Regions from separate parts of the Homo sapiens genome. Here region 2 is linked to region 1. A link is an interaction called in ENCODE POLR2A ChIA-PET data of the cell type or tissue named here. Cell type or tissue: PC-3. All regions are shown on one strand. Each heading gives the region's core, and the rest is flanking DNA. Links, peaks and the distances in the headings are about the cores only.

Region 1 (2,914 bases), core at 214-2,713:
TTATGTGCATAGATGTATTCATACTATTCTATGATGGTTGCTTGTATTTCTGTGTGTTCAGTGGTAATATTCCCCTTACCATTTTTCACTGTGTTTATTTGAATCTTCTCTGTTTTCTTCGTTAGTCTACCTAGTGGTCTATCTATCTTATTAATTTTTTCAAAAAAAACTAGCTCCTGGATTCATCTTTTGAATGATTTTTCATGACTATCTCCTTTGTTCACCTCTGATTTTGGTTATTTATTGACTTCTGCTAGCTTTGGGATTTGTTTGCTCTTGCTTCTCTATTTGTTTTAGTTGTGATATTAGGTTGTTAACTTGAGATCTGATGAGGGTGTTTAGTGCTATAAATTTCCCTCTTAACACTGCCTTAGCTGTGTCCCAGAGATTCTGGTATGTCATATCTTTGTTCTCATTAGTTTCGAAGAGCTTCTTGAGTTCTGCCTTAATTTCATTTATTTACTCAAAAGTCATTCAGGAGCAGGTTATTCAATTTCCATGTAATTGTACAGTTTTGAATGAATTTCCTAATCTTGAGTTCTAATTTGATTGCACTGTTGTCTGAGATATTGTTATGATTTCAGGTCTTTTGCATTTGCTGAGAGGTGTTTTACTTCTGATTATGTCACTGATTTTACAGTAAGTGCCACGTGGCAATGAGAAGAATGTATATTCTGTTGTTTTCATGTGGAGAGTTCTGTAGATATCTATCAGGTCCATTTGATCCAGTGCTGAGTTCAGGTCCTGAATATCTTTGTTAATTTTCTTTCTTGATGATCTGTCTAATATTGTCAGCAGGTGGTTAAAGTCTCTCACTATTATTGTGTGGGACTCTAAGTCTCTTTGAAGGTCTCTAAGAACATGCTTTATGAATCTGGGTATTCCTATGTTGGGTGCATATACATTTAGAATAGTTAGGTCTTCTTGTTGAATTGAACCCTTTACCATTATATAATGCCCCCTTTGTCTTTTTTTATCTTTGTTGGTTTAAAGTTTGTTTTGTTAGAAACTAGGATTGCAACCCCTGCTTTTTTCTGTTTTCTATTTGCTTTGTAAATTTTCCTCCATCCCTTTATTTTGAGCCTATGTGTGTCATTGCACATGAGATGGGTCTCTTGAAGACAGCATACCACTAGGTCATGGTTCTTTATCCAACTTGCCATTCTGTGTCTTTTAATTGGGCATTTAGCCCATTTACATTTAAGGTTATTATTGATATGTATACATTTGATCCTGTCATCATGATGTTGTTAACTGGTTATTTTGCAGGCTGGTTTATGTAGTTGTTTTATAGTGTCACTGCTTTGTGTACTACAGTGTGTTTTTGCAGTGGCTAGTAACAGTCTTTTCCTTCCATATATATCTATATCTATATCTATATATATATATTTTTTTTTTTTTGAGACACAGTCTCACTCTGTCACCCAGGCTGGAATGCAGTGGTGCAATCTCGGCTCACTGCAACCTCTGCCTCCTGGGTTCAACCAATTCTCATGCCTCAGCCTCCCAGGTAGTTGGGATTACAGGTGTGCAACATGACACCCAGCTAATTTTTGTATTTTTAGTAGAGACGGGGATTCACCATGTTGCCCAGACTGGTCTCAAACTCCTGGCCTCAAGTAATGTGCCCACCTTGGCCTCCCAAAGTGCTGGGATTACAGACATGAGCCACCATGCCCGGCCTTCTTTCCATATTTAGTGCTTCCTTCAGGAGCTCTTGTAAGGCAGGTCTGGTAGTAATGAATTCCCTCAGCATTTGCTTGTCTGAAAAGGATCTTATTTCTCCTTCGTTTATGAAGCTTAGTTTGGCCAGATATGAAATTCTGGGTTGAAAATTATTTTCTTTAAGAATTCTGAGTGTTGGCCCCCAATCTCTTCTGGCTTATAGGTTTTCCTCTGAGAGGTCTGTTGTTAGTCTGCTGGGCTTCCCTTTGTAAGTGACCTGGCTTTTCTCTCTAGGTCCCCTTAACATTTTTTCTTTCATTTTGACCTTAGGGAATGTGTTAATTATGTGTCTTGGGGATGACCTTCTCATGGAGTATCTTACTGGGGTTCTCTGCATTTCCTGAATTTGAATGTTGGCCTGTCTAGCTAGGTTGGGGAAGTTCTCAGGGATGATATCCTGAAATGTGTTTTCCAAATTGGTTCCATTTGCCCCATCTCTTTCAGGTACACCAATCAGTCAAAGATTCAGTCTCTTTACATAATCTCATATTTCTCAGACGTTTTGTTCATTCCTTTTCATTCTTTCTTCTCTATTCTTGGCTGCCTATCTTATTTCAGAAAGACATTCTTCAAGCTCTGAGATTCTTTTCTCTGCTTGATTATGCTATTAATACTTGTGATTGCATTATGAAATTCTTACAGTGTGCTTTTCAGCTCTGTCAGGTTGGTTACATTCTTCTCCACTCTGGCTATTTTGTCTGTCAGCTCCTATGATGTTTTATCATGATTTTTAGCTTCCTTCCATTGGGTTACAATATCCTCCTTTAATTCAGTGAAGTTTGTTCCTATCCATATTCTGAATTCTACTTCTGTCATTTCAGCCATCACAGCCTTGGCCTGGTTCCAAACCCTTGCTGGAGAGGTGATGCAGTCATTTGGAGGAAAGAGGGCATTTTGCCTTTTTGAGTTTTCAGCATTCTTGTGCTGATTCTTTCTCATCTTTATGGGATTATCTATTTTCAATCTTTGAGGTTGCTGACCTTTGGATGGTTTTTGTTTTTGTTTTAACAGCTTGATCACTTTTCTGTAGGGCTGCTGTGGTTTGCTGGCAGCCTGGTCCCAGTCACCTTGGGTTTTCCAGTACCTGGAAGTATCACCAGTGAAGGCTGTAAAACAGCAAAGAGGGCAGCCCACCCCTTCCTCTGAGAGCTCCATCCCAGGGAAGTGCACACCTGTTGCTGGCTCAAAC
Region 2 (2,914 bases), core at 300-2,799, 110 kb after region 1:
CACAATGCAATTCAGCACTTGGCCAGCATAACTGAACACCACTTTGATGTGCTGCTCCTGGGGCAGCCACCCCCAAATAAATAGCTTTAGACACAAAACAGAGGCACCAACGCCACAAGGCTGTCCGTCCTCCTTAATGCAGGCACCAACTGCACATACAGAGATGACACGTGGAAGCTGCTAGATAGAGCGAACCTGAGCTCCCTCAGGTAAAGATATGCAGTTATTATCTGTAAAATAAAAAAGCTTCTCTATCCATTAAAAAAAAAAAACTGATACTGCCAAGAAGTGCCAGAAGTAAAGGTGGTTTTTAAACATTACTCAATCAGCTGACCAATGTATAAATAAAAGCTACCCTCCATCTGCCCTGGAAAGCAGATTGCCAGCAATTTTTTTTTTTTTTTTTTTTTTGGTAATTTACAGCAATTTACATTTTCTTTGTTGCATAGAAGTGCTGCTTGTATAACCTGAGGGTTCACACACCCTCCAGCTCCTTTTCCTCCTCAGTGGCTTGCACAGGAAGCCCGAGGCTGGGAGGAAAGGGCCTCCCGCTCCACCTTTCCTCAGCACTGCGGTCAGTGGCCCAGCCGGACTCCCAACCCTGGCCGTGGTCTGCTGCTTGCAAAGGGACGGGTCAAGGAGAACAGCAGCCCAGCTACCAAGGCTGGACTGGAAACGTGCTAAAGTACAAGGCTGATGTGAAGCAGAGAAAAGAAAAAGAGAAACTGAATTTAACATAATGAACGCCTTAGCATTACAAGTCTAGGACTTCACAGCTGTACTTCACTCAAAACTAAAGACCTAGGCAGGAAACAAGTGGCAGACACTGTAAAAGAAGAGTCAACACAGTCTTAAACACAGGATATGCCCTGCCTAGAGCCACATCCTTATCTCCACGTGTGACAGGGGGAACTGTTTCATCCAGAACATCTGAGGAAAAAACGAAGCCAAGAAGGACTACATCAAATTTCACACATTCTGGGACAATCCCTTACACAATAATGTGAAGGTTTCACCTTTTTCACCCTTTCATCTAAGTCACCAATTTCCTCCCCTAGGAACTTGTTCATATAGAGTCCTCTAATGTGCCTAACAAAACAGAAACTCAAACAAGCACCTAAAGAATGTCCCAGAGAAGAAATGAGAATGTTTAGAATGGAAAGCCATTTGCTCCTCGAGGTTAAACAGGACACATAGTTCAACGCCCTACTTCAAAATCAATCCCAGGTGTAACCCAAGTTTTTCTAGGGTTTGTGTAATATATGAAAGTCTTTCAATTTAGGACTTGACTTCCTTAGGAACAATTTTTTTTCCTCCTAAAAAATCAAAATTGGGCTGGGTGCGGTAGCTCACACCTGTAATCCCAGCACTTTGGGAGGCCGAGGCGGGCAGATCACGAGGTCAGGAGATCGAGACCACGGTGAAACCCCATCTCTACTAAAAATACAAAAAATTAGCTGGGTGCGGTGGCAGGCGCCTGTAGTCCCAGCTACTCACAACGCTGAGGCAGGAGAATGGCGTGAACCCGGAAGGCAGAGCTTGCAGTGAGCCGAGATCGCGCCACTGCACTCCAGCCTGGGCGACAGAGTGAGACTCCGTTTCAAAAAAAAAAAAAAAAAAATCAAAATTAAAACAGTCAACATCCAAGTCCCACCCTGCTGAAAGCTAAACTCCAATCACCATGTTTTCTGAGGTGCCAAGCCAGGGTGATTAAAAGAAAGAACAACGAGGCTGGACATGGTGGCTCACACCTGTAATCCCAGCATTTTCGAAGCCTAAGTCAGGCAGATCGCTTTGAGCTCAGGAGTTTGAGACCAGCCTAGGCAACATGGTGAAAACCCATCTCTACAAAAAATACAAAAACTAGCCAGGTGTGATGGCACGTGCCTATAGCTACTTGGAGGCTAAGGCTGGAGAATTGATTGAGCCTGTGAAGTGGAAGCTACAGTGAACGGAGATTGTGCCACATTCCACCTCAGCCTGGGCAAGACAGTGAGACCCTGTTTCAATTGAAGAGAAAAAAAAAAAAAGAAGAAGAAGAAGAAAAGGATTGGTAAGGTTTGATAGAGGAAAGTGCCCCAGGCTGGCTGAGTGATATTTACATTGCTGATTCTGAGTGCAAAGCACTGGTTCAGGTCATTCAACAGTTACACCTTAGGTAACCCTCCCAGGAATCCCGAGGGTAGAAATTTTAACCCCATGGTATAGATGCAGAAATGAAAGCTAAGAGCACAGAAGCAGAATGTGGTGAACACAAGGCCTGGCCAACCCCATAACCATGCCCTTTCTACTCAGACCAAAGGCCTCTAGAGCCCAGGAGAAAAACCTGTTGCCAGCTATCTGCGTGACCTTGGGAAAGTACATCTTTCCAGGTGTTACTTTCTTACCTCTTAATTCAGAAGGAAAACAGGCTCAGTGAATCTGGAAGAAGGGAGTGAGCATGCATGCATAGCCAGTCCTGCCCTCTGTCCTCTTTTGAGGGCAACATTCTGCTGCACAGCTCTGGAGATGAGCCTCAGGAAGGCCACTTGCCCGCAGAGATAAGCCATGTTCTGCATAGCAGCTCTAACCCTGATCAGCATAAAGGTAAATTTTGGTCTCCAACAATTGAAGACTGGCTGAATTGAAGACCACCTTACTCCTGTCTTTCTTCTCAGCTGATTCCAGGACACAGGCAGGGAAAGAGGATGAAATTTGGTCCTCTTTGAACACTTGTAAAATGGGAAAATTTCTAAGACAGAACTTCTGTTCATTTAGAATAGGAGCTACGACCATCTTTCCCGCAAGGGACTTGTAATAGAAAGAAAATAGGCCGGGCGCAGTGGCTCACACCTGTAATCCCAGTACTTTGGGAGGCTGAGGCGGGAGAATCGCTTGAACCTGGGAGGCAGAGGCTACAGTAAGCCGAGATGGC

What was found. ChIA-PET counts read pairs that join two places held together with the same protein. Peaks named below come from ENCODE experiments on the same cell type or tissue, not always from the same donor. Only the 100,000 strongest peaks of a DNase experiment are listed, where the experiment ranks them.
Region 2: POLR2A ChIA-PET joins it to region 1 with 12 read pairs; 2 of 35 experiments call an interaction of 5 or more read pairs at or near these places.

What each region holds. Positions count from the first base shown.
Region 1 is chr12:64,773,580-64,776,493 of GRCh38, reverse strand. It overlaps a transcript of TBC1D30 not described here. Among named protein-coding and RNA genes, the nearest start is that of GNS, 16 kb to the right of the region's middle. In PC-3, for the core only: no CTCF peak of the experiment used is centred there; no DNase peak of the experiment used is centred there.
Region 2 is chr12:64,667,388-64,670,301 of GRCh38, reverse strand. The region is part of intron 1 of RASSF3 (Ras association domain family member 3); the gene reads right to left. Among named protein-coding and RNA genes, the nearest start is that of MIR548Z, 46 kb to the right of the region's middle. RefSeq lists enhancers at 552-611, 832-991. In PC-3, for the core only: no CTCF peak of the experiment used is centred there; no DNase peak of the experiment used is centred there; H3K4me3 peaks cover 610 bases; H3K27ac peaks cover 893 bases.